2 separate regions of the Homo sapiens genome follow, and region 1 is linked to region 2. The links are chromatin contacts, found by Hi-C in ENCODE. All regions are on one chromosome and are shown on one strand. Each heading gives the region's core, a stretch centred on a gene start or an enhancer-like site at or near the end of the contact. The rest is flanking DNA. Distances are from core to core; before and after follow the strand shown.

Region 1 (4,200 bases), core at 1,589-4,088, 230 kb before region 2:
ACAGGGATGGAGTTTCACCATGTTGGTCAGGCTGGTCTCGAACTCCTGACCTCAAATGATCCACCTGCCTCGGCCTCCCAAAGTGCTGGGATTATAAGCATGAGGTACCATGCCCAGCCAGAAAAATTCTTAAATGCTATGAATGCTTCCAATCAGAAAAGCCAAGTCACAAAAGAATAATATTTCCAAAGAACTGAGAGAAAATAACTCGACCTATACTTTTATATCCGCTATTTGAAGGACAAAAATGCATGGCAATATTATCATACATATGCGTGATACATATTTCTATGCATACATATGTGTATGCATTTCTGCATGTGAAGACCCCACTAACCACATACCTTTACTGAAAGAATTACTAAAGGATATACTTCAGCAAGAAAAAAAAGACTCGGAGAAGGCAATACATAAGAAATTACTGTAACCACAGAAGTTAACAAAATACACAAATAAATTTGATGAACAGATGACTGAAAATGTTTTTTCATGTGTGTTTTTAACAGTAAAACTAAAACTCCATGTAACAATAATAAGATGGAGAGATTGCTGCTTACTAGGTGGTAAGGCATGTGAAGATCCTAGTCATACACAGAGAGAGGAAACAAAACTGAGTTCATTCAGGCTTTGTTAGGATAATATATAGTTTAGAACGTGTGCTAGCCGGGTGTGGTGGCTTGTGCCTGTAATCCCAGTGCTTTGGGAGGCCAGGGCATTGCTTGAGGCCAGGAGTTTGAGACTAGCCTGAGTAACATAACATAGTAAGACCCCATCTCTTTAAAGAAAAAAAAAAAAAAAAAAAGCCAGGCCTGGTGGCACACGCCTGTAGTTCTGGCTTCTCGGGAAGCTGAGGTGGGAGGATTGCTTGAGCCCAGGAAGTCTAGGGTGCAGTGAGCTATAATTGTGGCAGTGCATTCTAGAATGGGATACAGAGCAAGACCCAGTCTCTAAAAAAAAAGAAAAAAGAAAAGAATGTATGCTAAACATATGAGTAACCCCTAAAATAATAGAAATATATGCCATCGGTTCCAAATAAGCAAAAGAATAATAATAAAAAAAACAACCAGAACACTTTTACCCATCCACCAGAAGTCAGGAGAGGAGGAATAAAAAAGATAAAGAATAAAAGGAAAAAGTAAGTATCCATTATGAAGAGATCACAAGTATGAATTCGTACACAACTAAAAAGCTCAAAATACATAGAGCAAAAGCAAAACCTGAGAGAGACCGATATGAAAAGACTGATAACCCTATGGTTTCGTAATTTTACTGCTGAGATTTGCTCCAACATTAGGAGACTATGATGCTTTTCAAGTTTATTGAAACACATGCAAAACTTCATTGTAACCAGATCACAAAGGAAGTCTCCACAACTGCGGGTGAAGTACATCTACCTGCTCTGCAGGTTCTATTATGGTATGAGGCCACCACTTCTCCTGTTGTCCTTCCCAGTTTCTCCCCAACCTCCCCTTTTCCCTAGTTTATAAGACAGGAGAAAAGGAAGAAAGCAAAAAGCTGGAAAGAAACAGAAGATAAATAGCTAGATGACCTTGGCGCCACCACCTGGCCCTGGCGGTTAAAATAACAATAATATTAACCCCTGACCAAAACTACTGGTGTTATGTGTGAATTCCAGACGCTGTATGAGAAAGCACCGTAAAACTTTTTGTACCGTTAGCTGATGTATGTAGCCCACAGTCACGTTCCTCACGCTTACTTGATCTATTATGACTCTTTCACGTAGACCCTTAGAGTTGTAAGCCCTTCAAAGGGCTAAGAATTTCTTTTTCGGCGAGCTCCGCTCTGAAGACACGAGTCTGCCGACGCCCCCGGCCGAATAAAAAAACCTCTTCCTTCTTTAATCCGGTGTCTGAGGAGTTCTGTCTGCGACTCGTCCTGCTACACTATGACCAACTAGCAATTCACCTAGAATCCACGATTTGCCCTCCAGCCCCGCAAAGCTCCGTCCCTTACCGCGGGGAACCTCCCCCCAGCCCCTGCCCACGGCGCCCCCAGCTCCCCCCCTCCCCCGGCCTTGCCCGGCGGCGCCCGCCCCTCCCGGCTCCCCACCGCCGCACCCCCACCCCACCCGAGCCCCGCTCCGCCTCGTCCTCGTGCGCCCGCGGCCCCCTCCACCTGGCGCGGGGCTCACCTGCACGTGCGGTTGTGCGCGGCGGCGAAGGAGGACGGGGCTCGCGCCAGCGTGAAGTTGAGGAAGCCGCGCAGGTCGTGGGCGCGGGTCCACCGGTAGTAGGCGCGCGGCAGGAAGTCGGACGAGAAGGCCAGGAGGAAGGCCTGGGCGCCGGAGGGGTCAGCGCGAGGCGGCCCCCGCTCCGCCCCTGCGCGCCCCCGCTCCGCCCCTGCGCGCCCCCGCTGCCCCCCCGCCCCGCCCCTGCGCGCCCCCGCTCCGCCCCTGCGCGCCCCCGCTGCCCCCCCCGCCCCGCCCCTGCGCGCCCCCGCTGCCCCCCGCCCCTGCCCGCCCCCGCCGCCCCCCCGCCCCGCCCCTACGAGCCCCCGATGCCCCCAGCCCCGCCCCTGCGCGCCCCCGCTGCCCCCGGCCCGCCCCTGCGCGCCCCCGCTGCCCCCCCCGCCCCCGCCCCTGCGCGCCCCCGCCCCGCCCCGCGCTCCCGCCCGGGCCTCACGTTGCTGATGACCGCCAGGTGCGTGAGGCCCGCCAGGATGTGGAACCAGATGCCGATGTCCTGGGCGCGCTCGGCCACCGGGCGCCGGTACTCGCAGACGAACTTGCGCGCGTCCAAGCGGATCTCCACCCAGTTGTTGAGCAGGGCGAAGAGCGGCGCGAGCGGACAGGCGGCCACGAAGATGGTGACGAAGCCGAACTGCAGCACTGCGGGGAGGGGGTCACGGCCGGGCTCTCCGCCACCGTCCGCCCTCAGCCCTCGGAACGCGCCCCCCGCGGAGGACCGGCCAGTCCACGTGGTGCCGCCACCCCATCGCGGCTCATTCCGCCCCCACCTCCTGGTCTCCCTCGTCCTGGACCGCGCAGCGCCAGGGCCGCCTCTCCTGACCGGCCTCAGGCCGGCTGTCCTGCCCTGCGCTCCGTGCTTCTGGCTGGTCACGGGCCTTCTCCGGCTCGGTGAGCTCAGGAACTAACTCAGGGCAGGCGTTGGGGCAGAAACCTGCTCCTGATTTTACAACCAGCTTCTCCAGTCACCCCACAGGGGAGCTGTTAGGAGAGGGCTCTTTGGAAGGGGCTTCTGGGTCTTCGCCGAGAATTACTAGTGAGATCATTGGGGTCCAGGGTTCAGTGGAGGAGGGTCAGGGCGTCCACTCCTCGCCCTGGGAACTGGCCTGCTCCCTTTCCACAGATGCCGCGGCTACGCTGGGGAGCTCCGGGGCCTGCCGGCTCACATGCCCGCTTGCTAGGTTAAGAGCTGCCTGCCGGGCACAGTTTCTCACGCCTGTAATCCCCAGCACTTTGGGAGGCTGAGGCAGGTGGATCACCTGAGGTCAGGAGTTCGAGACCAGCCTGGCCAACACGGTGAAACTCCGCCTCTACTAAAAATACAAAATTAGCCGGGCGTGGTGGTGGGCGCCTGTAATCCCAGCTACTCGGGAGGCTGAGGCAGGAGAATTGCTTGAACCTGGGAGGTGGAGGTTGGAGTGAGCCGAGATGGCGCCACTGCACTCCAGCCTGGGCGACAGAGGGAGACTCCGTCTCAAAAAACAAAACAAAAACAAACAAACAAACTGCCTGATGATTCCTTCTCCCTTTTGTCAGCTCAGAGTCAGACCCTGCACTGCAGGGACGGCACAGGTGATACAGACCCACCCTCCAGAGTGCACCACCCGTGCAGGCAGTGAGCCCCTGGCACTGGCCACCACCTGGTAAGGTGACAGTGGTAGGTCTGCAAATAGCGTGGGCATTGAGATTTCTGGGAACATTGGCTCTCCAGGCCGCTGCCTCCCACTGTGGCTTCACCCTTGGAGGACTTCTGTCAGCCCCCAGGGCCTGCTCTCCTAATTCTTCCCTTGCTCTGGCCCATGCTTTCTAGGTCCAGGGACCCCAGGGGAGCTCTGCAACGGCCGCGGGGGCCTCCTCCCCGTGCCGGTGCCCCTCTGTCCTCAGCCAACCCTCTTGGGCACTCTCAGGGGAAAAGAATTCCTTTCTGGATTCTCCACAGGCCCGACCCTCTGTTCCCACCCCACCCCCACAGCACATTTCAGGGCAGATGCAGA
Region 2 (4,173 bases), core at 1,208-3,707:
GGCCAGGACCCCTGGCCTCACCCAGGTCTATCCAATATCTGCAGCCAGAGTGACAGCTTAAGGAGGAGCATAGGGCCAAGTCCCCATCCAGCTACAGAGCAGCAGATGGCCCCATCAACATCCTCAATGGGGGACTCCCTACATCTTTTAAGGTGACATCCCAGGAGCTACCCCGCAAACCCCTTCTCAGTGTTCCTCCAGGTCTCATGAGCCATGATCCCCTGCACTCTCTGGCACCTGCCTTCTGCTGTTGGCACTCAGGATCTGCTGAGCTCGTACAGGCACAGGCCCTGAGAGCTGGGTACACTTGCTGTCTCAATCCCAACAAGCCTGTGGCATTGGCATCACTATCCCCACCGTCTGTCCTCCTTGTAGGCTGTAGGCTGCCCCAATGTGCTCCCTCCTTAGTCACCCACTCCCTACCCCATGGGTACAGGTCAGGAGGGATAAGCTCCAGGTTAAAAATCAGGGAAGGTTACCCAGGAAACAGACATTTTCTATGGGAAAGTTGGCAGGGACCTTTTGTTCCCTTGCGAATGGGCCCTCTGGAGGAAAGGATTGAATCTAAGAGTTCTCTCTTACAGAGAGCAGCACTGGGAGAGGAACACCGTCCACCAGCCCCAGACAGCCTGCTTCCAGCACCCCCAGATGGCCTGGGGCATGCCTCATGGGGAGTTGGTGTGGAAGGGATCCCATGATGTCACAGGCTCATTGGGCCAGGCAGGCGCTGAGGCAGGCCTGGAACCCAGGCCCTGCTCTCCCAACCAGGCTGCCTCCAGGCTCTGCCGTGCCCAGCCCCGAGGGTCATGCCTGCTGGGGCTGTGTCCACAGGGGTGACAGCCTTGGGCTGGAGTGCCAGGTCAGTCCTCTGTTGGCCCCAATGCCCTCTGTCGGGTGCTGGCCCTGGCCCAGGATTGGGCAGCAGACCTGGGGCTCAGTGCACACACTTGGCACACCACAAACCTGCCCTCTTAGCTTCAGGGCTGGAGCAGGCCTGGTTTCGGGCCCTAAGACAGAGGGGATAATTTGCATGGGTAAAGTTTGTTACAGGGTCAGTGGTTGGAACTTTACAAAAAATAAGGGTTCCTTTCTTCTTCAGGACTGAGAAAAACAGAGAGTCCCCTGCACTGAAAAAGGAAGTCCTGTTTCTTTAAAAATCCAGTTACACTCCTGGAAGTGCATGTTATAAAGAGAAGAGAAAAGTGAAATCCAAAATAAATAAACGGCCACATCCGGGTTTCCCCTCCTGAGACACCAATAAAGGGTTTATGGGTTTGTGGGCCCCTCACAGCTGACCTCCTGGAACTCATTAGCTGTTCCTTCCCTCCCCCTCCTCAGGCTCCAGGGACTCACGGTGGGCACTGTGCCCACAGCTGGCTCTGCGTCCCCGGGCAGTGCTGTCGCAACCAGGGCTGATGCAAGCCCCCTGCTCCTCCACCCCCAGCAGCGTCCACGGGAGGCCCCAACACCCTGGCTCCATGGCGCTGGGCCCCCTTCAGTAATAGCAGCAGGGGCTGGTGACTGGACCCCATTGGCTGGCCCTACTCTGGAGGGCAGGTGGTCCTTTGTGGACAAGCTGGCTGGTGGCTTTCGTGACTGTCCTGACCTGCTGGCCCCTGTTCCCTGGGCAGGCTGGGCTGCGGGGCCTTCTGCAGGTGGCAGTGAGTCCTTGGGAAGGGCCACCCTGCTCTGGGGTTCACCCCTGAGGCCTCAGCACCTGCCTTCCCCACTTCACAGATGGGGGCCCCCTGCCTACTCCCAGAAGGGGGCTGTGAGGGCATCAGAACCCTGGGCCCACAGCTGGTGCAGCCCACTCTGCAGGGCCAGCCTGGGTGGCTGTGTGGGCACCTTCCCTGTTCCTGCAGGGCCTCAGCAGCACACAGCAGAGGGACAAGGGGCTGTCCCCCAGGCTCCACGGATGGAAGTCCAAAGACACCTGCCCTTCCCACCCCTCCCCCTGCGCCATCCAGCCTGGGATGGTGAACAAACTTCCCAAGGAGAACAAGCTCGAGTCCCCCAGGACGCTGGAGGTGGGAGCTTGTGGATGGGTCGTGGAGCCGGCAACACCGGCTCGGCTTTCCAGGCCTGTCCCTACAGCTGGGTGACCCACAGGTTACCTTGACCTCTGGCTCTCCTTGATCTTGGCGGCCACTCTGAGGCTGCATGAGCAAGGGTGGCAGGAGAGTAGCTGGGAGGGGGTGGGTGTGGGGCTCTGGGGTCAAGGGGCCATGAGGAGGCCTGGGTAGTGGGCAACAGGGCCCATGGATGCCGAGCTGGAGGCAGCCCCTCCAAAAGCATCCGGTCCAGAGGGAGGTGGGCACAGCTTCCGCGGGGACTCTGGCCTCAGGCCACCAGGACTACCCCACCCTGCACCTTGGACCCACAGGGTGGGTGGGAGCTGTGCCCATGTGCCCATGTGATGCACCACCCTCTCCACTCAGCCCCGTTTGTGAGCCAGTCGCGGTGCAGGACACTGATGGTGCCCTGGAGTCATTTAAACAACGCATGCTGTAGAAAGGGCAGTGTCCAGCCCTGAAGCCCTGGAGAGCCACCATGTCCCCATCAGGGAGGAGCCCAACTGTGCAGACAGCTTGAGAGGCCGGCATCAAGGAGAGGAGGATGAACAGAAAGAGGGATCGGTGTGAGGCCACCCCGTGGGCTGGGGCCATGTGCCCACTCTGCCCTCACCTGCCAGGTGGGGGCCCTGCATGCACCCAGACCCTGCTGTGGGGGGCAGTGAGACCCCCAGTGTGAGTGCCTGGGTGTGTGTGGAGTGAGTGCCTGGGTGTGTGTGGAGTGGGTGCCTGGGTGTGTGCTGAGTGCCTGGGTGTGTGTGGAGTGAGTGCCTGGGTGTGTGTGTGGAGTGAGTGCCTGGGTGTGTGTGTGTGGAGTGAGTGCCTGGGTGTGTGTGGAGTGAGTGCCTGGGTGTGTGTGCTGGGTGTGTGTGGAGTGAGTGCCTGGGTGTGTGTGGAGTGAGTGTCTGGGTGTGTGTGGAGTGAGTGCCTGGGTGTGTGTGCTGGGTGTGTGCAGTGAGTGCCTGGGTGTGTGTGTGTGGAGTGAGTGCCTGGGTGTGTGTGTAGAGTGAGTGCCTGGGTGTGTGTGTGGAGTGAGTGCCTGGGTGTGTGTGTGTGGTGGAGTGAGTGCCTGGGTGTGTGTGTGGAGTGAGTGCCTGGGTGTGTGTGTGTGGAGTGCCTGGGTGTGTGTGTGGAGTGAGTGCCTGGGTTTGTGTGTGGAGTGAGTGCCTGGGTGTGTGTGTGTGGTGGAGTGAGTGCCTGGGTGTGTGTGTGGAGTGAGTGCCTGGGTGTGTGTGTGTGGAGTGCCTGGGTGTGTGTGTGGAGTGAGTGCCTGGGTGTGTGTGTGGAGTGAGTGCCTGGGTGTGTGTGTGTGGTGGAGTGAGTGCCTGGGTGTGTGTGTGGAGTGAGAGCCTGGGTGTGTGTGTGGAGTGAGTGCCTGGGTGTGTGTGGAGTGAGTGCCTGGGTGTGTGTGTGGAGTGAGTGCCTGGGTGTGTGTGTGTGGAGTGAGTGCCTGGGTGTGTGTGTGTGGAGTGAGTGCCTGGGTGTGTGTGTGGAGTGAGTGCCTGGGTGTGTGTGTGTGGAGTGAGTGCCTGGGTGTGTGTGTGGAGTGAGTGCCTGGGTGTGTGTGTGTGGAGTGAGTGCCTGGGTGTGTGTGTGGAGTGAGTGCCTGGGTGTGTGTGTGTGGAGTGAGTGCCTGGGTGTGTGTGGAGTGAGTGCCTGGGTGTGTGTGTGTGGAGTGCCTGGGTGTGTGTGTGGATTGAGTGCCTGGGTGTGTGTGTGGAGTGAGTGCCTGGGTGTGTGTGGAGTGAGTGCCTGGGTGTGTGTGTGTGGAGTGCCTGGGTGTGTGTGTGGATTGAGTGCCTGGGTGTGTGTGTGGAGTGAGTGCCTGGGTGTGTGTGTGTGGTGGAGTGAGTGCCTGGGTGTGTGTGTGTGGAGTGAGTGCCTGGGTGTGTGTGTGGAGTGAGTGCCTGGGTGTGTGTGGAGTGAGTGCCTGGGTGTGTGTGGAGTGAGTGCCTGGGTGTGTGTGGAGTGAGTGCCTGGGTGTGTGTGGAATGCTCACAGAGGACAAGAGAGCTGCCTCTCAGGTGATGGGGAGGGGGTGTTGTACATAGCAGGCTCCTCCTCGGTGGGCCCAGAGTGACGGCTGGGGTGCAGGCTC

What was found. Hi-C counts contacts between places; a loop is a spot of excess contacts on that map. Pooled maps may share reads with other maps.
Region 1: a loop to region 2 is called in a map of OCI-LY7, with 17 times the contacts of the local background. The contact joins the enhancer-like site here to the promoter of TANAR in region 2. A Hi-C loop is called at or near these places in 2 of 168 maps with a recorded cell type or tissue (OCI-LY7 and endothelial cell of umbilical vein), 3 of 37 single-sample maps with no recorded cell type and 6 of 50 pooled maps.

Annotation. Positions count from the first base shown.
Region 1 is chr2:241,216,334-241,220,533 of GRCh38, reverse strand. It overlaps ANO7 (anoctamin 7), which reads right to left. Exons shown (of 25, transcript NM_001370694.2): 20 at 2,643-2,848; 21 at 2,153-2,295. Among named protein-coding and RNA genes, the nearest start is that of ANO7, 30 kb to the right of the region's middle. RefSeq lists enhancers at 1,498-1,597, 3,705-4,200 and a silencer at 2,941-3,070. Within about 2 kb of position 2,838, at least 31 of the 41 ENCODE cell types and tissues checked have a DNase peak (open chromatin) inside an H3K27ac peak, as active enhancers do.
Region 2 is chr2:240,984,421-240,988,593 of GRCh38, reverse strand. It overlaps TANAR (TWIST1 associated long noncoding RNA regulated by androgen receptor), which reads left to right and starts at 2,457. Exons shown (of 2, transcript NR_186276.1): 1 at 2,457-2,695. The region is part of intron 28 of CROCC2 (ciliary rootlet coiled-coil, rootletin family member 2); the gene reads right to left.